Linked DNA regions of Homo sapiens: region 1 is linked to region 2. Evidence: read pairs that join two places in POLR2A ChIA-PET (ENCODE). Cell type or tissue: GM12878. All regions are shown on one strand. Links, peaks and the distances in the headings refer to the core of each region. The heading gives the core; the rest is flanking DNA.

Evidence for each region. ChIA-PET counts read pairs that join two places held together with the same protein. Peaks named below come from ENCODE experiments on the same cell type or tissue, not always from the same donor. Only the 100,000 strongest peaks of a DNase experiment are listed, where the experiment ranks them.
Region 1: POLR2A ChIA-PET joins it to region 2 with 5 read pairs; 2 of 35 experiments call an interaction of 5 or more read pairs at or near these places.

The regions. Positions count from the first base shown.
Region 1 is chr3:53,169,151-53,185,999 of GRCh38, forward strand. PRKCD (protein kinase C delta) reads left to right here. Exons shown (of 19, transcript NM_006254.4): 3 at 9,254-9,387; 4 at 10,427-10,626; 5 at 12,057-12,117; 6 at 12,294-12,456; 7 at 12,551-12,582; 8 at 13,971-14,056; 9 at 14,302-14,431; 10 at 15,724-15,824; 11 at 16,454-16,550; 12 at 16,777-16,849. The coding sequence starts at 9,273. Among named protein-coding and RNA genes, the nearest start is that of PRKCD, 16 kb to the left of the region's middle. RefSeq lists a silencer at 1,122-1,171 and enhancers at 3,671-3,720, 5,697-6,552, 11,762-11,811, 12,072-12,231. In GM12878, for the core only: no CTCF peak of the experiment used is centred there; no DNase peak of the experiment used is centred there; H3K27ac peaks cover 255 bases.
Region 2 is chr3:53,243,152-53,249,249 of GRCh38, forward strand. The region is part of intron 1 of TKT (transketolase); the gene reads right to left. Among named protein-coding and RNA genes, the nearest start is that of TKT, 9.8 kb to the right of the region's middle. In GM12878, for the core only: no CTCF peak of the experiment used is centred there; no DNase peak of the experiment used is centred there.

The sequences.
Region 1 (16,849 bases), core at 6,850-9,349, 70 kb before region 2:
TGAGCTCGTGCACTCCTAGTGGATGAGGAGCGCTGGGAGGGGAACGGCGGGGGACTGGTGTGGGCAGGCTTGAGCTCTTCTGGAGTCATTCATGTGGTGAAGCCAGGGAGGCAGGTGGGGCCACAAGCCTGAAGTTCAGGAGGGTCTGGGCCCAAAGTAGAGACGGGAGCCTAAAGCCAGGATTGGGGAGGAGAGGGCTCAACAGGCCTTCTAAGGGGTGGGGGAGCATTTGAGAGGCCCACGAACAGGACTGGGATGGCTGTCCCTCAAAGGTCTCTGCCAAGGCACCCAGGAGGGCAGGCTTGTGGTGGCTGAGCCGCTGTTTTCACAACAGCTCCGGAAGCTTTGGATCATGTCTATGGCCGTGTTGGGTAAACAGGCAGAGCAGAGCAGGCAGTCGCCAAGGCCTGAGGCTAGATCAGATGTCTGCGTGGTGTAGGTTGTGGGCTGGGGTTGTTGGGGTGGGAGGAGGATCCCAGGGTCCTCCAGTGTCAGGGCTGGAGAAAGCTTAGAGGTCTCCATTGTTGAGACAGGGAGGCTGGAGCCCCGGGAGGGGCAGTAGCTGGCCAGCCTCTGCCAGTGGACTCATGCTGCCTGCTTCAGCCCAGTTCTGCCCAGAGCCTCAGGCCAGAACAGGGCACCCTGCGGCTGGGGGGCTTAACAGAGCCTCTTTTCCCACTTTCCAAGGAAGTCTGGAAGACACCAGAGCACTTGGGCCAAGATCGCGGAGCACCCAGGCAGCAGATCTGAGCTAGGCCTGTCTAGGTCCAAGCTCGCCGGTTCCTCTGTCCGCTGCCTGCTGTGGGATGGCGCACCATGCGGGATGGTCCTGCCTCTCTCCCAGCTTTCTCAATATCCCCAAAGTGGGGAAGCATCATGTGGATCCTGCCCAGATCCTGGGGATGACTGGCAAAAGGGTTAGGTGGCCATCTTGCCTTCTCCCAAACACAAAACGATTGTTTCCAATGGTAAACCATCTGGAAAATCGTGGGAACTCTGTGGGAGAAAGAAGGGCTAAGGAGTAGGGCTCTTGTACTGGGGGCTGATGGAGGAGCTGTTCCCATCTCCAAACACATACCCTCACCCCATTGGAGGCCAGATGGGCAGTTCTAGGACTAGAGCTGGAAGTTCTCTCCCCACTTCCCCCTGGGTCTGCCCCATTGGCTTTGTGGCTTTGGTTGAATTGCTCAACCTCTCTTTCGGTTTCTGCACAGTGAGCCTGGAGCTCAAGGAACTTGCTCCTGGGGTGCCCGGCTTGCTGCCCTACCAACATAGGTTCAAGCCCTCCCCTCCCCCTGCGCGCCAGGCCTGTGACTGCCACCTGTGACCTTCAACCTCCACCATAGCCTCAGGGCCCTGCAGGCAGGTGGGCGGGCGGGCGGAGGCCTGCCCAGTGATGTGCCTGACCAGCCCACTCCTTCCCTTACACACTTTAGACTTTGCTCTGGATCAAGAGGGACTTTCTTCGTCTCCCTGGGTGGAAAGGCCCAGCCTAGCCTGACACCAGCTGCCCTTCTGCCCCTCCTCCATTCCCCAGCCATTGTGCCTGGGGGCTGTGGTGGAAAAAGCTGCATTTGGACTTCATGGTGCCAGACTCTAGTCAGGGATGTGGGGTCCTTCCAGGACTGTATGTTTGTTTCTGTGTCTGCCTGGAGCATCTCTGTGCCAGTGTGTACATCACAGCTTGTGGCACTCCACGTGCGTGTGGAGCCTATGTGGTCGGGTGTGGTCTGTGTGGGCCCGGGTATCTGTTGAGATGTGAGAGCCGGTGAGTGCATGTGTGTTTCTGTGTGTGTGTGTGTGTGTGTGTACGTGTGCCCCTGTGTCATCACAGCAGTGTGTGTACGTACCTGTGGCTCCAACTGTGTGCGTGTGTGTCTAATGTCGAGTGGGGCTCCCTATGTGCTGTTTGGGTTGGCGAGTGTGCCTGTGTGCACACGTGTGGTTATTCGTGGAGAGGCCCGGCTGCATCCCCCACCCTGGCTCCTCACAGAGGCCCCTTGTCCTCACAGGATCTGGCTCTCTGGCTCCTGCCATGAAGGGGCCTTTGTTCCTCTCTCAGGGGTACCTGGGGCACCGCCCTCTGACTGAGCCCAGGACTCCTCATATCCTAGGGCTGGCTGGTGACTCGAGGCCTGTGCCTGGTGGCCTCCCTCCAAGGAGGCCCTACCCCACACAAGCTGGCAGAGGTGGATGTGAGCCGATGACAGCCAGGCTCCCAAGTCCTGCCCCTCTGAACCTTCCAGACCCTCTGGCAGGGCAGGCCATTATGCTCCTGCTGACCCCTCAGATCGAAGGCCCCCAGCCAACAGGTCCCTGCAGCCTCCGTTCTCCTCCAGCCCCCCTCACTCCCTGCTACTCACTGCCTGCGTGGCGCATCCTACAGAGGTCTTACCATCCTTTGTAATCACATATTTATGTGACTGGCTCCCACCAGGCTGTAAGTTCCATGGGCCTGGTGTGGCAGAGGTTACCAGTGGGAAAGCAGCTAGCTTCCTGAGAGGTGGGAAGGGTCCCCCAGGGCCAGCCTTCTGAGCTGCCTGGAAGGATCTGTGGGAATTCAGAAGGCTGTTCCAGCTGAGGGAACAACATCTGCAAAAATATGGGGGCTGGGAAATGAGACATATGTTCACAGAGTAGCCAGAACAGGGATTGAGGTAGAGAGCAGGACAGGGCCAGGGAGTGGGCAGTCTGGAAGGCCTGGAGAGGTCTGGGCTTTCTCCAGGGGCAGTGAGAGCCTAGGAGGTTCCCAGCTGTGGGAAGAATGGGTAGGGGAGGGACCAGAGATGGTGACAACCGGGAGGGAGCTGGGTAAGGGGAGGAGAGGCCACAGGTACTGGTTGGTCTGTGTGGGGTGAGGGAGGGGCCCAGGAGGAGCGCTGGCTGGGGGATGAGGTACCTGTCCTGGGAGGAGCAGGTATGGGGAGCATCCCTGCTCTGGGACTTGGCTGTGACCTGAGTCCATAGATCTGGTTCTTATCTCAGCACAGGGCTGGGCATGTGGAGGCTGGGGGATGGGCCCTGGTGGAGGAACCCTAAAGGGTCTTGCTAGCCTTTCCCCTCCCACCTCCTGTTCCTCTTGCTGAGCCCACTTCCTGGGTTGTGAAACCTGCATGGCCTCCTTGCCTTGTTTCCGCTGGGAAGGCCATCTAGGCAGCCAGCCTCCCAGCCCAGCTACCACCCACCTGCCTACCCAACCTGGCAGCTCCACCATGCCCGGCCCCCTTGCCCTGCCGTGACTGCCGGTACCAGTCCTGCACCCTCCTGCTGATCACACTTCCTCTCACTGTCCTTTCTGCCCCTGCCTGGGCCTTGGTCTCCTCCGCCCTCCTTTATTCATCCACAAGGCTCTGGCAGGCTACACTGTGGACTCCCCCAGGCAGAGTCTGCATCCTTAGGAGGGCCCTCACTTTGTGCCACCTGCCATGCAGTTGTGACTTCCGTGGCAGGTGTCAGGTGTGTGGGGGAGAAGGCTGCAGTAGGTGGCATGGGGGACATCCCCTGCTCCCCGGGGGTCTGTTCAAGGGAACCAGACCGCCCTATACCCACCAGGGGCTGCAACTGGTCTTTCATTGCCCTTGCTTTGACTGACCTCAGCCTGTCACCTCATTTCTCCCATAGACGTTTCTGAGGCAGCCTCCCTCTGCTCTCACACACCTCCCCGCCAGCAGCCTGATCAAGCCTCTTTCCTCCAGCCCAGCTTACTCCTCTGACCAACAGGCATCATTCTGTGGCCTGTGAGGCAGAATTGAACACCAGGGAAGGGGTGGGGTGGAGGGGACCAGGCCGGATCTGGGAGCCAGGGAACCTCACTGCAGGACCTTGGCCTTAGTTTCCTCCTCTGTACAATGAGGAGATGGGCATGTCAGTCTCTGAAGACCTATCTCTTGTGGAGAGATTGTTGGGGTTTTTCACCTTTGACAAAACCATTATCCAACAAGTTACATGTGATGCAGAAAAATTAGCAAATGCATTCCTGTTCCTGCTGGCGCTCCTCAGGCCATGTCCCTCACCCCAGCCTCCTGTGCTGGTATACATCAGCACACGTGTGGATGTGCAGCACACATACTTGTCTGCTGGAGGCAACCAGGACTTCTGTGCCCGGGAGCTCCAAACCCAAGGTCGCTCTGATCACCTTGAGGCCAGCCTTGCCCACTGCCGGGTACTGGCTGGGAACAGGTTTCCATTTGTCCCAGAGGAGGTGACCTGCCTTCTCTGGCCTGACCTAGCTACTACCTTTCCTTACCTCTGGGCTGCTGATCTGGGGCTCACATTCCCTGGGGCTGGGATCCAGTGTGTCCAAGCCTTCCCTAGGTTTTGTTTTTGTTTTATTTGTTTTTAGTTTTTTTCAGACAGAGTGTCACTTTATTGACCAGGCTGGAGTGCAGTGGCAAGATCTCGGCTCACTGCAACCTCTACCTCCCGGGTTCAAGTGATTCTTCTGCCTCAGCCTCCCAGGTAGGTGGGATTACAGGTGTCCGCCACCACACCTGGCTAAATTTTGTATTTTAGTAGAGAAGGGGTTTCACTTGTTGGCCAGGCTGGTCTTGAACTCCTGACCTCAGGTGATCTGCTCACCTCAGCCTCCCAAAGTATTGAGATTACAGGTATGAGCCACCATGCCTGGCCCTTCCCTGGGTTTTGGAAATGGAGGCTGGTCCAAGTGGCGAGGTCACGGGGGAAGACCACTGGTCAAGCATGGGGTACCTGTCTCTTGGAGCCCTTACCTCCCTGTTTTCTCTGTCTTCATGTGTGTTTGTGTGTGCTGATCTCCACCTCTACCGTCTTCCGTCCATCTCTACCCTTTTCTCTCTCTTTGTCTCTTCTTCCCAACATGGCATACTGGAAAGGACCTGGGCTGCAACATCGGGCAGGCCTGGATTTATCCTTCCATCACTTACTGGCTGTGTGACCTTTTGGAAAGTCACTTTGCTTCTCTGAGCTTTAGTTTCTTCATCAGTAAAATCCCTTCTGGATCCGCATAGGGATAACGTGAGCTAATGTAATTACAGAGGTAATCTGCGACATTGTCGGCCTCAGAAAAGGACTGTCCTTCTTGTAAGTGGAGGAGCCAAGATTCATACCTAGACACTGACCCTTAGTCTGGTGCTTTGTGCTTCATAAAGCTGCCTCTGCTGTAGGCTGGAGAAGCAGAATAGAGACTAGGAGCCCTTAGGCAGCTGGGAAAGGCCTGGCTGGCCTCAGCTGGCTCCAAGGAGCTTGTCCCCATGGAGGCTGTGTGGGGTCGAGCCCCCGGCACCCCCTGGCCCTGCAGAGTGGCCATGAGTCTGGGGCTGAGCCAGCGGCCTTCCTCTGGGGCCTCCGTGGCCCAGGTCCTATTTGCATGGGGGCTATAAATAGTCAGCACACCTTGCTTTTGTGCTGCTGCTTCACCCCCATCTCCCTGCCATACACTCTGAGAGGTAGGGGGCAGACTCTGACTCTGCTGTGCAGAGCAGGGACTTGTGGCTCAGAGAGGCCCAGGACCTCTCTGAGGGTCACACAGTGATGGAAGAAGATGTGGGGCTCTGGGTAGTACAAACAGGGACAGAGTTGGTGGCAGAACCTGGCCAGAGCCCATGCCCTGGTTTTAGTCTTAGGAGGTTGGGTCTGACGCTATGGTTACTGCTGGTTAGTCTCAGGGCAGCCCACGAAGACCATGGCTCCCCAGTTCTCATGGCACTGCAGCCTGGCAGTGCAGGTTTAGGGCTGGGGCCTGCTGTGTTTGTGGTTTTCCCTCCAGTGGCTTCTAAATGTGAGCAGCAGCTGCTCTGAGTGTGGCCTGAGAGAGCTGGAGGGCCACCCTTGGGTGGGCAGGTCCTGGGCTCTGCCTCACCCTCCTGGGGCTTCTCTGACCCACTGTCTCCTCCACCCTCCATGCAGTCCTGGGGTGGTCCCCACGCATACCTCCTGCTGGGCAGGCCGGGGGTAGGGGAAGCCATGGAGCCTGTGGGCTGTCAGGGCTGGGCCCCAAGGGTTGGTGGCTGGGAGGAGGACCTGGCTGGCCGGTGTTGGAGCATCTGGTGCTCCTGAGTGAGTTGTATGTTCATGGAGACCTGGTTTCCCTTTCTGAGCAGTGGGATCTGTAACCAGGACTGTCTTCCCAGGCTGCTGGGCAGGCGGAATGGATGCGGTGGGGGATGCGAGTGCGCTTTGTAAACTGCGAAGGGAGGTGCACAGTGAGGGATGGGTGCCGCAGTGAGGGGGGTGATAGTGGTAAGAGGAACCCCCTCCCCATGGCCTGTTGGGTTGATTGTAGCCCTTATCCTACGTGAGTTCTCATTATCCCCACAACCCTGAGCCAAGAGACTATTGCTCATCAGGAAATGGGGGGGCTGAGGCTCAGAAAGGTCAAGTGACCTGCACAGAGTCCACAGCCAAGGCAACGTTGGTGTCAGGATGCAGCACCCAGGCGGCCTGGCCATCATTTTGCCATATGTGCTGCCCTGAGCCTCTCTCCCCTAGGAGCCCAGGCCACCTGCAACACACTTGCTCCTCCTTTATCCCTGTGCCCCTGTCCCCTCAACCCTCATCATCCTCCGAGGCACTCAGAAGTTGCCTACTGCCCCATCTGGGTCTCCAGGTTTTCCTAACAGCAGAGCTGCATCTGCTGGGATTAGGCCCTGGATGTGTGGACACAGACCTGCCAATCATTCCAGACCCAGGGAGCACTCACCTGGGTGCTGGATCTCTTGGACCCTCAGGGACAAGCCAGGCAGCAAAAGGGGCAAGATGTCCATCTTGCTTACGGGTTTGGGATGCTCACCCAGATTCCTGCACATGTGCGAGGCCAGGCCCACGCAGCTTGCTTTTCACTCCAGTATCAACTGAGTGCCCACCATGTGCCACCCACTCCCATGGCTGTATATAATCACATTCCTGTAGACCCGTGCAACCTCACACACACCGATTCATGCATGCTGCAGCCTGGGGAGCAGCCAGCAGCAGCCCCCAACTGGCCCTCTCTCCCTGGCCCACCAAGAGGTCAAGGGCAGCTGGCCTGGCACACAGGCCACCTGCTGGTGTCAGGCTGAAGGCTTCGGGACTTGGGCTCAGGCATGAGCTTGCACACCCACTCTCACATCCACTGAGTAGGAGCCAGGGCCGGGCAAGGAATGTGGTGGGGTCTGCCCCTGCCCTGCCTGGGTCCTGCTCTCTGCTTTGGCAGCTGCTGGCCTCAGAGGGCTGCCTGGACTCACTGGGCTGGGCTGCAGGGTGAGGTCAGCATTTGCTGTGAGCTCATCTGAGCTGGGAGCTCCCAGCAGAGCTGGCCACTGCTCTGGCCACCTTGTGCAGGAGCTGGAGGAAGTCATCTGGGGCTGGGCAGCTGTTGTGTGTGCATGCACACGTGTGTGTCTGAGTGTGCCCCTGTGTGCTGGCTTATGTTCAGGATGGAGTGAATACATGTGCATGTGCACAAAATCGAATGAGCGCTCCCTCAACCAAGGCTATGGAGCAGCCTTGTGGGGCCTGGGCAGGAGCCAGTGTGCACATAGGTGCTTGCACACCTGTGTGTCCTTCACAAGTGGCAACCTGAGGAGCCCCTTGGAGTCACTTACTGTAGTGAACATTAACTTAGAGAATGGTGAGAAACCCAGGAGTGTGGGAGGCTGCTGTGTATGAATCTGCAAGGCACATTCAGCGTTACATTCAACATTAAAATACAGTTTGGGTTTTTTTTAATTTTTATTTTTCTGAGGCAGAGTCTCGCTCTGTTGCCCAGGCTGGAGTGCAATGGCGCAGTCTCAGCTCACTGCAACCTCTGCCTCCCAGGTTCCAGCCATTCTTCTGCCCTCAGCCTCCCAAGTAGCTGGGATTATAGGCATGCGCCACCACGCCTGGCTAGTTTTTGTATTTTTAGTAGAGATGGGGTTTCACCATGTTGGCCAGGCTGGTCTCGAACTCCTGACCTCAGGTGACTCGCCTGCCTTGGCCTCCCAAAGTGCTGAGATTACAGGCATGAGCCACCGCGCCTAGGCAGTTTGGGTTCTTTTTTTAAGAGATAGGGTCTCACTCTGCCACCCATGCTGGAGTGCACTGCGTGGCACTCTGCTGCCTTGAACTCTTGGCCTCAAGCGATCCTCTTACCTTGGCCTCCTGAAGTACCAAGATTATGGGAGTGAGCCACCATGCCCACCTGTTTTATATTTGGGGAAATAATTAGTTTGAAGGTGCAGGCAACCTTCCAGGCAAGCGAGAGGCACTCGACCCCAAGGGGTCAATTTAGAAGGGTCAGGCACACTGATGTGGGCAGAGCCTCTCACTGCCCTGATCCCTGAACAGAGTGGGTGCCAAGTTAGTGGAATGTCAGCTTTTGGTTCTGATTCTCTGCCTTAGGGTTTCAGTTTCCCCATCTGAAAAGTGGGGGGTGTTTATCTTGGCACTGCTTGTCTGCCTGGGTAGTTATGAAGAAAAAACCCCAAACTTAGAAAATCATGAAGGGCTGCATGGGGCAGGATGGGAGAAAGAGGCAGTACTGTCCTGTCCCCTTACCAGGTGACAATGGCACATACCAGGTGCCTGGCATGGAGCAGGTACCCAGCAATAGGGTACTTAGGGAGTCACTGAGTGACTCCCCAAATGAATATCTAGGGGTGACAGATGCAAATGCCACCAGGGCCCAGGTAGGAGGAGTGAAGAGAGTGCCCCTGGCCTGGGGTAGATTGATGGAGGGCAGCCATCCCAGTGCTAGCTGGCTGTTGCCCAGTGGGCCCAACATCACATTTTCCAGTTTTACCAGAGACGCCGCAAATCCAGACTTACATAAACCTCTCAATATTTTTCTTTTTCTTTTTCTTTTTTTTTTTTTTTTGAGACGGAGTTTGGCTCTTGTCACCCAGGCTGGAGTGTACTGGTGCGATCTTGGCTCACTGCAACCTCCGCCTCCCGGGTTCAAGTGATTCTCCTGCCTCAGCCTCCCGAGTAGCTGGAATTACAGGCATGCACCACCACACCCAGCTAATTTTTAGTAGAGATGGCTTTTCACCATGTTGGTCAGGCTGGTCTCAAACTCCTGACCTCAGGCCATCTGCCTACCTTGGCCTCCCAAAGTGCTGGGATTACAGGCGTCAGCCACTGCGCCTGGCAAACCTCTCAGTTTTTAACACTGGCAACTGAGACTAGTGTGTGTGTGCATCATGTGGGCCAAACCCAATCATAGCAGAGCCCTGGGGGAGCGGGTCCCTGAGTGCTGCCCGTGACTGTTCCCGCTGGTCCCGCCCGGCCGCCTGGCCTCACCCCTCTGTGTGCACAGCCCCACTGCAGGCCCCACCATGGCGCCGTTCCTGCGCATCGCCTTCAACTCCTATGAGCTGGGCTCCCTGCAGGCCGAGGACGAGGCGAACCAGCCCTTCTGTGCCGTGAAGATGAAGGAGGCGCTCAGCACAGGTAGGCCTGGAGGCTGGACCCTGGAGAGGGGCTGGGAATCTGGGCCCAGCTGGAAGGACTGGAGGGGGCCTGGCCTTGTTCCCTGCAACCTCTGAAGGATTCTGCTCTTCCTCATCCTTGACTCCCTGCCCCACTCAGCTATGAAGGCAGAGGCCACTGAGTCGCTATAGGGCTGCAAACACTGGCCAAATTGAGCCCTCCTTGGAAGGCTTGGAGTTTCTGGTTCCTCCTCCCTGGTTGTTTTACCCAGCAATTTTTACATGTCCATTTGTGCCAGGGCCTGTGCGGGGCACTGAGGATACTGTCATGCTCCAGGACTAACCTGGCCCTGCCCTCATGGGGTTCATAGTCAGGTGGGGAAACCAGGCACGTCAAAAAGCAGTGAGTCCTGCAATAGGGAAGCCCAGAGAAGGCACCCTCTGAACCTGAGGTCAGGGAGGACTTCCTGGAGGAAGCACATACCTCACATCATTCCCTCTTGCTTTTGCCCTGGCCTGGTGAACCCCTATTTGTCCCTCAGGTCTCGGCTGAACTGTTCCTTCCTCTAGGAAATCTTCCCTGACCCTTAGGCTTGACCCTGTAGCACTACCAGCCTTGCCCTCTTCAGTCTCATCACAACTGTGACTTAACAGTTACTTGAGGAAGGAGTTGGTGCATTCGCCACCCGGGCCTGGGGATCCAGGAGGACAGGCCCTGGATGTAGCTTTTCTTTCAGCTGTGTTCTGCGCCTCGAATATTATGGCTGGCATGCAGGAGCTGTCAGCCCATGTTCCCTGCATGAATGCATAAGGGCAGGCGACATTTAAATGGAGCTGGAGCAAGAGGATCAGAGGAAGAGGGAACAGCAGGAACAAAGGCCTGGAGGGAGGACCTAGCAGGGTGCCCAAGGTAGTTCTGTGCTCTAGAGGACACTGGGGAACCACAGCAGGCCCTCAAGGCAGGAGAGTCGGGCAGATTCTGCCAGGGGAAGGCCGTGGAGGTCTACGAGGGAGGGACAGAGGGGCCATGGCCCAACCTTCTCTGCCTGGCCTTGTTGCAGAGCGTGGGAAAACACTGGTGCAGAAGAAGCCGACCATGTATCCTGAGTGGAAGTCGACGTTCGATGCCCACATCTATGAGGGGCGCGTCATCCAGATTGTGCTAATGCGGGCAGCAGAGGAGCCAGTGTCTGAGGTGACCGTGGGTGTGTCGGTGCTGGCCGAGCGCTGCAAGAAGAACAATGGCAAGGCTGAGTTCTGGGTAAGGGGCGCACGAGCCGTGCCGTGTGTGTGTGTGTGTGTGTCTGTGTGTGTGTGCATGCGTGCATGTGTGTGCGTGCACACACGCGGGCTTGGTCAGTGAGCACAGCTGAAGAGCACCGGGCCCTGTGCTGGCCACCAGTCCAGCCCTGTGGCCAACATGTCCTGGGTGTGAATCCTGGCTCTGCAATTCACCAGATTCCCAGCCTCTCTGAGCTTCTGCTTCCGCATCTGTTAAGGGAAGGCGCTACTAAATGTGCCTACCTCAGGGTCAGTTGTTCAAATGAAAGGAGCAGCTGGATGTACAGGGCTTATTGCAGAACCTGACACATAGCAGGTGCTAAAGACGGCCAACTTCCTTATTGTGACTACTTTTTCCTTTTTAATTTTGGAAAGGCAGGATATGCACATAGTAAAACATTTTTAACTGCATGAAAGGGTGTGTCCCTGCCCCAACACCAGGCCACCAGGCCTCCTTCCCAGAGGCACCCATTATCCCAGTTCTTTTTGGAATCTTCGCATATATTCTAGGCCTTGGCAGCCATTGAGGGGGCAACATAGTGATCTTTAACAGCAAGGAGGTGGGAGAAGGGGAGGCTGACGGTCTCATCTACTTACCTGCTGAAATGGAGACTCTGCACAAGCATGTGGCCACTTGGCCATGTGCAGCTGTGTGTTCTGGGTGGCCACAGGATGCCAGTGCTGGCAGAAGTCCCCTGGGGTTACATGTGGGATGTAACCAAGATGTCTCCACCAGGAAAGGCCCTGTGACCATTGGAGGCTCTGATCAGCCTCCTGCGAGGGGTGAGGGGGCTGGGATGGGAGAGAGGTTAACACAGGGCTGTACTGACCCTTGGCCAGTCAGGCAGGGACACAGAGGGGCCTCTGGCTGTGCTGTCTCCGCTCCCCCAAGGGAGGATATCAGTCACCAGGTCTAGGTCTTGGGGGAGGTGAGGGGATAGAGGCTCAGGTCCCACCCTCGAGACTGTCCAATCTGCATGAGGAGCCCTCGGCACAGAGGGAGGAGCAGCGTGTGTGCACGAGGATGAGTGTGTCTGTGTGTCTGTCTCTCTCCGCATGTGCACACGGGTAGGGGCCTCCATTCTAAGATCCTTGCTAAGGGAGCTGCAGCGGGTAGGGGTGGGGAATTTCCCTTCCCGCTCTATTCCCCAGCTATGTGTCTGGGCTGGGTGTGGGCTGGACCCTTTCACTTCCCTAAATGTAATAATACCCCTGGGTACAGGGTGGGGGTGGGGCTCAGGAGTGGGGCTCAGGCGGGGCCCTGCCCACACTGGGCAGACAAGTGTCTGGCTAGGCCTTGGGGGGCTGCCTTGGCCTTGGGGGACCAGCCATGGGGGTGGGTTCTGAGTTTGGCCTGGCCCAGGCTGCCCTCACTGACCTTGTTCTCCCCTGGCCTCTGGCCCCCAACAGCTGGACCTGCAGCCTCAGGCCAAGGTGTTGATGTCTGTTCAGTATTTCCTGGAGGACGTGGGTAAGAACTCCCTGGGGGTGGAGGGCTCCCTTGCCGGGTTCAGAGGCAGAGCCAGCACTGAGGTGTAGGGAAGCTGCTCCCTTCGGCAGAGCTGTCCAGGACCACCCTGGGAGGGACTGTAGGGGTGCCACCCCTTCCAGATACCAGGGCTGACTTCCCTACTCCATGGTCACCAGATTGCAAACAGTCTATGCGCAGTGAGGACGAGGCCAAGTTCCCAACGATGAACCGCCGCGGAGCCATCAAACAGGCCAAAATCCACTACATCAAGAACCATGAGTTTATCGCCACCTTCTTTGGGCAACCCACCTTCTGTTCTGTGTGCAAAGACTTTGTCTGGTGAGAACCGGCCATGCCCACTGGTGGTGGTGCAGGGTAGTGGGGGCCGATCCCGGTCCCCGCTCACTCACTTTGCCTGGGTTTTGCCTTTCAGGGGCCTCAACAAGCAAGGCTACAAATGCAGGCGTAAGTGTCTCCACAGGCCAGTTTGTACGTATGTACCCATGTGTGCTCACGTGTGCCAGTGCCTGTGTGTATGCCAGTGCCTGTGTGCGCTCAGAGAGTGTATGCACGTGAGTTTTCCCAGTGTAGATACAGCAGCTGAGTTCAGTGAGTGCTGGGGCTGGCTTGCTGCTGCTCTGGAAAACCAGTTCTGCGCATCTCTTCCCAGCTCCGCATTCAGTGACGGGGAGTTGGTGGATGGCAATTGGGCACAGTAGAGTATTCACGCAGAAACCAGCCCAGGCCATGCACCAGGCCTCTTTTCCTCGGAGAGGCAATGATAGGTCCTTTACTGGCACATAGTGGCTGCATGTGCTTCTGTGTAGATGTGGGTGTCTCTGAGTACACAGGTGTGAGCACACTCTGTCCCTGAGGGTGTATACACGAGGCGCCGCAGGCTGGAGTCAGACTGCCTGGGTTTGAATCCCAGCTCTACCACTTCCTAGCTATAGGGCCTTAGGCAAAGTTACTTAACCTCTCTGTGCCTCAGTTTCCTCATCTATAATTTTTTTTTTTTTGAGACTGAGTCTCATTCTGTTGCCCAAGCTAGAGTGCAGTTGTGCGATCTCAGCTCACTGTAACCTCCCTCTCCAAGGTTCAAGCGATTCTCTTGCCTTAGCCTCCTGAGTAGCTGGGATTACAGGCGTGCACCACCATGCCCGGCTAATTTTTGTATTTTTAGTAGAATAGGGGCTTTGTCATGTTGGCCAGGCTGGTCTCAAACTCCTGACCTCAAGTGACTCACCCACCTCAGCCTCCCAAAGTGCTGGGATTATAGGCGTGAGCCATCGTGCCTGGCCCTCATCTATAAATTAGATATAACTATAATGTATAATAGGGTCATTGTGAAGATCAAATGGAATAAGATATGTAAAGCTGTATTTTAAGTGCCTTCCACTGGTAGCCGCTCTGTGTAAGAAGTCTGTTATCATTATTACACATGCTTTGTGTGTATGTACAGGTGTCTGTTTTGAGGCGTGTCCATGTGCATGTGTAAGAGAGGGCATTTAGGAGCCGTTTGCTATCCCAGGGCTTGGAAGAACTGCCCCCGCTTCTCATATTGCGATGCCCTGTGCCCGCTAACTTCTGCCCACCTCCCTGCCCACTAGGACTCCTTCTTTCTAAGCCCCTGCAGATTGGCCTGTCCTCTCCGCCCCGTCCTCTCCAGGCTCCTCCTTCGAGGGCTGGCAGGAGGAAGACTCAAGCGCTGGGCCTCTGCGGGGTGAGGGTGTGGGCGGTCAGGAGAACGGTGGCTTTGTGTAGAGGGCTAGACTGGTCGGCAGGCACCAGCTCATAGACTCTGCCCCTCCCGGTGCTTTCCCTTCCCCCTCCTGGGCCTGTGCCTCTTCAAGAATGTAACGCTGCCATCCACAAGAAATGCATCGACAAGATCATCGGCAGATGCACTGGCACCGCGGCCAACAGCCGGGACACTATAGTGAGCCTGGGTCCGGGGCAGGGCTGGGGATCTGGGGGGCTTGGCCAGATGGGAGGGATTTGCACCCTCTCCCCACCCTCCCTGGGGAGCTTACCCTCCCTCCCCATTTTTCTTAGTCTTTCCTTGCCTCTCCCAGTGGAGCTCTCTTGGGATGTTGTTGTGCCCAGGGTTGGGGGAGAGCTAGGGGTTGAAGAAGAGGCTGGAGCTGGCACGTGACCCTCAGCCTGTGATACCCCCACCTCCAGTTCCAGAAAGAACGCTTCAACATCGACATGCCGCACCGCTTCAAGGTTCACAACTACATGAGCCCCACCTTCTGTGACCACTGCGGCAGCCTGCTCTGGGGACTGGTGAAGCAGGGATTAAAGTGTGAAGGTGCGTGCCACCCCGCCCCTGGGCTGCAGGAGGGGCACTCCCAGCTGGTGCTGCTGTGAATTCCAGCCACCTCACGCCACCCTCGCCTCCTCACCTGGAGACGGGCACCTCATTCAGGGACCTGATGAGGGTGAGGCCTTGGTGGACCCTCCCCACTGGCCTGACTGGCTCTGCCACTTACCTGCTGTGTGACCACAGGTGGGCGGCTCCACCCCTCTGAGCCATTTGGAGGAGAAAAGCAGGACCTAGAGAGTCCCTGTGAGGGGCCAGTGGGCAGAGGGTGCTGAAGCCAGGCCTGGTGCACACCGACAGGCGCCCAGACAGGCCTCCCCTGCCCTCTGCTTCACTTAGAGATGAGACAGAAGACCCTGGAGGGAAAGCGGCTTAAGTTGACCAGATGTTCTTTAAAGGGTTTCGAATTAGGTCCCTGTCTTCTGGTTTTTCCTTTTTCTTTAAATCATGAAAGATTGGCTGGGCGCGGTGGCTCACGTCTGTAATCCCAGCACTTTGGGAGGCCGAGGCGGGCGGATCATGAGGTTAGGAGATCGAGACCATCCTGGCTAACATGGTGAAACCCTGTCTCTACTAAAAAAATACAAAAAAATTAGCCTGGCGTGGTGGCGGGCGCCTGTAGTCCCAGCTGCTCGGGAGGCTGAGGCAGGAGAATGGCGTGAACCCAGGAGGCAGAGCTTGCAGTGAGCCGAAATCATGTCACTGTACTCCAGCCTGGGTGACAGAGTGAGACTCCGTCTCAACAACAACAACAACAACAACAACAACAACAACAAAAATCATGAAAGATTGAAATGCTTGGCCGGGCGTGGTGGCTCACACCTGTAATCCCAGCACTTTGGGAGGCCGAGGCAGGTGGATCACCTGAGGTGGGGAGTTCGAGACCAGCCTGGCTAACATGGAAAAACCCCGTCTCTACTAAAAATACAAAATTAGCCGGATATGGTGGCGCATGCCTGTAATCCCAGCTACTCAGGAGGCTGAGGCAGGAGAATCCCTTGAACCCAGGAGGCAGAGGTTGCGGTGAGCCGAGATTGCGCCACTGCACTCCAGCCTGGGCAATAAGAGGGAAACTCCATCTCAAAAAAAAAAAAAAAAGAGAGAGAGAGAGAGAGATCGAAGTATTTATGATGGCTTCAGATCAATGTTTTCCTAGAAACTGGAACCCAGCAGACCCCACTGAAGCCCTCCTTTCTCTTGCTCTCCTGCGCCTCTCCTACACTGCCCCCTGCCCTTGGCTGAGCTCTGAGACTGACAGCCCCGCTTCTCCCTCACCCCAGACTGCGGCATGAATGTGCACCATAAATGCCGGGAGAAGGTGGCCAACCTCTGCGGCATCAACCAGAAGCTTTTGGCTGAGGCCTTGAACCAAGTCACCCAGGTGGGCAGGTGCCATGGGGACCCTGGACACAGGGCAGTGGGGTCAGGGACAGTCAAGGCTTACAGCCACTGCTGGGGAGCCACAGACAGCCAGGATATATTTAGACCCAGGACTCTACTTCGGGAAGATGCAACTCAAGAATTTAGGCAGCAGAGGGAGGGGGGCTTTTTTTCATAAGAAATTCATTATTCAGGCAGTTCTTTACTTGAGGGTGAACCTGGGGACCACAGGAGTGGGTGTTGGAACACTTTGAACTAAGACTTTGGGTGTGGACGTTTGTATGTGGGGGGGGCTTGAGGGATGCCACAAAACCTAAAGGTAAAATTTTAGAATCAATCAGAAATGAAGCTAAATAGTCAAATAAAATCTATCGAGTGAGTGGTTGGGAAGGTAGGGTTCCGTTTACAAAACTTCTGTTTGTAATCAGAGCCTTTCAGACCACCAAGGCTTCTCTGGGCTCCTGGAAGAGTGCGTGTGTGTACACGCAGCCCGAGTAGGGGGCCTGGGCTGTGCCCCTGTTGTCTCCTCTTGGTGTTAAGGGTGGAGTTATACCTGGGAGTCTTCCTTCTGGGCTGGGAGTTCTGATAATGGTCTGACCATCTGGCCCCCCACCTCTGCTCCCTCCCCAGAGAGCCTCCCGGAGATCAGACTCAGCCTCCTCAGAGCCTGTTGGGATATATCAGGGTTTCGAGAAGAAGACCGGAGTTGCTGGGGAGGACATGCAAGGTGAAGCTGGGTCCATTGCCCCATTACGGTTTTTATTCCCCCTGAGGCCAAAGAAAGGGGACTGTCCTCCCTTCCATTGTCAAGTGAGACATGGAAGGAACCACCGGTCCTGGGGAGCGAGCCCCTTCCTCTCTGAGGCCCCTTCCCCCAGCCTACCCCAGGCCCCGGGGGAGGGGAGTTGTGTAGACTGAGACCCCGATCTGAGGAGGTGCCATCTCTCGGGCAGACAACAGTGGGACCTACGGCAAGATCTGGGAGGGCAGCAGCAAGTGCAACATCAACAACTTCATCTTCCACAA
Region 2 (6,098 bases), core at 2,643-5,142:
TGTTTTAATCACTGAGCGGCTCCTGAGCAATAGAAAGCGTAAACTTTCTATTGCTTCCTGCTTCCCAGCAGGAAGCGCTGCAGGTCCTGATCAGCCCTGAAGCCCTCTGGTCCCAGGGTTTTGTTAAAAGTTCAGCCTCAGGGCACAGGCCTCCCGGGAGGGCCCCTCCACATGCAGCTCAGCTCAGCTCAGCTCAGCCCTCTCGCTGCTCCCAGAGGTCCTTCACACGAAGACACGCCGCATGCCAAGCCCAAGGGCACATGCACCATCTGGAGCTCACGCCGCCAGCCTCCCGCCCCTCCAATCAGCGCTCCCACCAGGTTAGGGGTGAGTCACGCTCAGTGCAGACAAGTTAGTAGTAGAGAAATCCAGAAAACTGTCCATGCTGGTTTAGTACCAACATTCTCGCACACGATCATCTTATACTTAACTATTTCTATGAACTCCCGGTCATGGGAAAAGACACTACACCTGAAAGAGGGAGGGGAGGACATGGTAAACGAGAAACCCTTTTCTGCCTGGCAGGGACCCTAATCCCACGCTCCCAGTGCCAGCTTCAACTGGAGGCCACCCTAATCCCACGCTCCCAGGGCCAGCTTCAACTGGAGGTCACCTCAGGCTGACCTCTCGTCCTTCCCACCTCCAAGGGCAGCCCCGGCCCTGAGGGGTCCTGTTTCTAAAGCCATGGTCCCATTAGGAGGGATCCTTGGTGGGAGAAGGATGTGGGTGGACACTGGGCCAAACTGTTCCGGGGAAGAACAAGGACGGTAAGTGCAGGGCTCCACCTGCCCCATCCACCTCGACACCCCGGGGTGACAGTCCCATTGGCCACCAGAAGGGGTTCCAGGGAGAAATGGTGTGGCACAGGCTCTTTCTGTGTGTGGCAGAAGCACACCCAGGCCCAGATAGAGTAAACGTGGAGAGAGGAAGGTCAGCTGCGAGGTGACCAAGGGTGAGAAGTAGAACGTGCAGCTGATTTTAAGCCTTCCTTGCTAGGCCTGCAGCCTTTCATTCCTTCCAAAGGCTGCATCCAGCCTGCTGCGGCCACTCTCTTCACTTCTACCAAGTAAACACGCACAAAAGAAGAACGCTTAGGAGCCAGGTGTCCCCGCACTCTTCCCCAGAGCTTTTGGGGCTCTCCCTCGGCAGAGCATCCTGGGTTGGGGAGGTGAGCTGTGCCACTTGGGCTTCGTGACTTCAACAAGTGCTTCGTCAACCCGGGGCTCAGCTTCTTCACTTGGGAGAGTGTCTGGGAGACACAGTGAGATAACGCAGCATGCACAGTACCCAGGTCTCTAGCAGCCGCCACCACTGCCAACCCTCTCAGCACCTGCAGCTCTTATCTACAGGCAGGGATGGTGACACCACCCACTCCTGCTGGCCACAGGCAGGCAAGAGGGGAGAAATACACCAAGGATTGAGACCGGGCTCTGCACACTGTAAAGCACTGAGCACACAGGAGACAGTTACTTTCAAGCTCAACTTCCTAGCGGGCCTTTGGGGCCAAAGGCATACATTTAAGCCTGTGGCCTCCTCAGGGCCAGAGTTTTTCCTGCCATTCCAGACTGCCTGCACAACTGCAGGTGGACGCCCCATCCCGTGGTGCTGTGTGTGACAACTCTGGGTGAACACTGGCGAGAGATGGGGTGAGGAGCACGGTGGAGGGGCTACAGGGTACTTACTGTATACCCTGACTCTGTGATAAACAGGGCTAACAAGCACACTTGACTGTTCAAAAAAAAAAAAAAAAAACTAACACACCCTGCCTTGACCAAAACAGTCCACTTACAACCCCAATTAGTTCAACCTGTGACGGTGGTGTGGCAAGCTTAGAGCTAGGCCCAAAGAAAGTCTCTTAAAGCCCCCTCCAGGCTGGGGGCAGTGGCTCACACCTGTAATCCCAGCACTTTGGGAGGTCAAGGCAGGCGGATCACCTGAGGTCAGGAGTTTAAGACCAGCCTGGCCAATATGGTAAAACCCCATCTCTACTAAAAATACCAAAAAATTAGCCAGGTGTGGTGGTGGACGCCTGTAATCCCAGCTACTCGGGAAGCTGAGGCAGGAGAATCACTTGAACCTGGGAGCCAGAGGTTGCAGTGAGCCAAGATTGCACCATTGCACTCCAGCCTTGGCAACAAGAGTAACACTCCATCTCAAAAAAAAAAAAAAAAAAGCCCCCTCTCCACTCCCCTCCAGGACAATATATATTCTTCCAGATGTCCCCTGGCCAGGAGAATCTCTGTCATCGCTTTAGTGCTCACTCCACCTGCTCACAGGTTTCTATGCAAGAAAAGGCCAGAGAGGCTCCCTCACCCTCCAGATGGGCTCCTTCAAGAGATAATGGATGTCAGGTTGGGCGCGGTAGCTCACACCCGTAATTCCAGCACTTTGGGAGGCCAAGGCAGGCAGATCACCTGAGGTCAGCGGCTCAAAGACCAGCCTGGCCAACATGGTGAAACCCCGTCTCTACTAAAAATACAAAAATTAGCCGGGCGTGGTGGCACATGCCTATAATCCCAGCTACTTGGGAGGCTGAGGCAGGAGAATAGCTTGAACCCCGGAGGCGTGGGTTGCAATGAGCCGAGATCATGCTACTGCACTCCAGCCTGGGCAACAGAGTGAGACTCTGTCTAAAAAATAATAACAATAATGAAAATAATTTACCAAAACTGACTCAAGAAGAAATAGAGAACCTAAGTAATCTTTCAAGCATTAAAAATAAACCAGATCAGTAGCCGAAGATGCACATCCCTTAACTCCCAGCAACTTCACCAGTAGGAACATACAGTGAAATGTACTCACATGTTCCACACATTCTACAGGAAACACAAACAGGCCGGGCACAGTGGCTCACACCTGTAATCCCAGCACTCTGGGAGGCTGAGGTGGGTGGATCAACTGAGGTCAGGAGTTCGAGACCAACCTGGCCAACATGGTGAAACCCTGTATCTACTACAAATACAAAAATTAGCTGGGCATGGTGGCAGGCACCCGTAATCCCAGCTACTTGGGAAGCTGAGGCAGGAGAACCACTTGAACCCAGGAGGCTGAGGTTGCAGTGAATCAAGATCGTGCCATTGTACTCTAGACTCGGTGACAGAGTGAGACTCCATCTCAGGAAAAAAACAACAACAACAACAAAAAAAAGGAAACACAAACAGGGCTGCCCCGCATTGTTTGCAATTGCAAGACCTGGAACTCACTTATATGTTTATCAATAGACGAGGTTAACTGGAATATATTAATATAATGGGATACTATACAGCAGTAAGAATGAGCGAGCTACACTTCACAAATCCGGTATCAATATTCTCTCCCAAATATAGTGTGAAAAAAGCACAGTGCAGAAGGATCTGTTTAACAAAGAAGACCATATTGATTTATGTACAAGTCTTTTTGTATATACTACAAGGAAAACAGGCCAGGTGCGGTGGCTCAAGCCTGTAATCCCAGCACTTTGGGAGGCCGAGGAGGGCAGATCACCTGAGGTCATGAGTTTGAGACCAGCTTGACCAACACGGATAAACCCCATCTCTACTAAAAATACAAAATTAGCCGGGCATGTGGCACATGCCTGTAATCCCAGCTACTCGGGAGGCTGAGACAGGAGAATCGTTTGAACCCGGGAGGCGGAGGTTGAAGTGAGCCGAGATGGCGCCATTGCACTCCAGCCTGGACAACAAGAGCAAAACTCCGTCTCAAAAAAAAAAAAAAGGAAAACAATAGAATGATAACAAACAAAAAATTCAGGGTATAGTTCTTTCTCAGGGGAAGGGAAGATGAGGATGGAGGGACCCACTGTAGTTCCAAAAATCACTGTAATGTACTAGTTCTTAATCCTGGGAGCAGCTACACACAGGTTCATTATTTATGACAAGAGTACATCATTTATCTTCTTCTTTATGCATATACTTTTTTTTTTTTAAATATTCAGGTGGCTCACGCCTATAATCCCAGCACTTTGGGAGACAGAGACAGGTGGATCACCTGAGGTCAGGAGTCTGAGACCAGCTTGGCCAACAAGGTGAAACCCCGTCTCTACTAAAAATACAATAATTAGTTGGGCATGGTGGTGGGTGCCTGTAATCCCAGCTACTTGGGAGACTGAGGCAGGAGAATCGCTTGAACCTGGGAGGCAGAGGTTGCAGTGAGCTGAGATCTCACCATTGCACTCCAGCCTGGGAGACAAGAGTGAAACTCAGCCTCAAAAAAAAAAAAAAAAAAAAATTTAGAAGAGGCCAGGGGCGGTGGCTCACCTGAGGCACCTGAGGTCAGGAGTTCAAGACCGGCCTGGCCAACATGGCAAAACCCCGCCTCTACTAAAAACACAAAAATTAGCTGGGCATGGTGGTGCGGGCCACTAGTCCCAGCTACTTTACATGGGAGGCTAAGGCAGGAGAATTGCTTGAACCTGGGAGGCAGAGGCTGCAGTGAGCCGAGATCGCACCACTGCACTCCAGCCTAGGCAACAGACTCCACCTCAAAAAAAAAAAAAAAAAAAAAAAATACTCAGGAGAGAATCCCAGGATGTCAGGGTGGAAATGAACATCAGAAGCAGTTCTTGCTCTTCCTGTGCCCTGAACTACCCGAGCTGGCTTCTGCCCGGAAAGAACCTCTGGCTCCAGACCTCAGGTTGTTTCTTCAGATCTCTGCCCCATGTCACCTCTTCCAAGAAGCCCTCCCTGACCACACTGTCTAAAATAGCTCTTCTTCCCCTCACTCATGCTTGCCACCTGACATTAGGTGGTTATTGCCTGTCTACCCTACTGCAATACAAGCTCCTTGAGGACAGAGCTTTGGGCCTTTCACTGTTGTATCCACAGGCTTGAATAGTACCAGGCACAAACTGAGTGCACAAATGAATACATGATGTATCCTAGTAACCTTGGGGCTGTAACCTCTTTGAGCCTCAGTTTCCTCACTATAAAACGGAGGTAAAAGAAGAATCTGACTAAATGATGTAGTGTGTATGTACAGAACGTGGCACCATGCATAGAAATTAGCAATTGCTCAGTAAATATTAGACTATGCTTCATTCGGAGGATGGGGCCACTAAGGTTCACAGAAAGTGACTTGCCTAAAGTCACACGGCCTGCCAGCAGCAGAGCTAGGATAAGAGCAAAATGCTAAGAAAAACTGGTGAATGGATAAACAAAATGCACTATGTCCACACAACGGAATATTCAGCCGTAAAAAGAAATGAAGGGCTGGGCGTGGTGGCTCATGCCTGTTAATTCCAGCACTTTGAGAGGCCAAGGCAGGAAGAGGACTTGAGCCCAGAATTTGAGACCAGGCTCAGCAACATACCCTGTCTCTACAAATAATTTTTAAAATTAGCTGTGTATGGTGGTGAGTGCCTCCCAGCTACTTAGGAGGCTGAGCTGGGAAGACTGCTTGATCCCGGGAGGTTGAGGCTGCAGTGTGCCATGACTGTGCCATTGCACTCCAGCTTCGGGACACAGTGGAGACCCTGCCCCCCACCCCCCAAAAAAAAGGAACAAAGTACTGATTCATGTTACAACATGGATGACCCTCTAAAAATTATGCTAAGAGGCCAGACCCAAAAGAACTCATTCTGTATAATTGCATTTATATGAAATGTCTAGAAGAGTTAAATTTAGAGACAGAAAATTAGATTAGTGGTTGCCCAGGACTGGGGGTGGAAATGGGGAGTGACAGCAAATGTCCAGAAGAGATCTTTTAGGAGATGTGGTAAATTTTTGTAGTAAATCTCTGCAAATTCATTAAAATCACTTACAATGTTATGATACGCCAATTATACCTTAATCAAGCTGCTAGAAATTTGTTTTTATTTTTATTTATTTATTTATTTGAGACAAGTTCTCACTCTGTCACCCAGGCTGGAGTGCAGTGGTACAATCTTGGCTCACTGCAACCTCCGCCTCCCGGGTTCAAGCGATTCTCATGCCTCAGCCTCCCGAGTAGCTGGGGTTACAGGTGCCTGCTACCATGCCCGACTCATTTTTTTTGTATTTTTTAGTAGAGACAGGGTTTCACCATGTTGGCTGGGCTGTCTCGAACTCCTGACCTCAAATGATCCACCCACCTTGGCCTCCCAAAGTGCTGGGATTACAGGT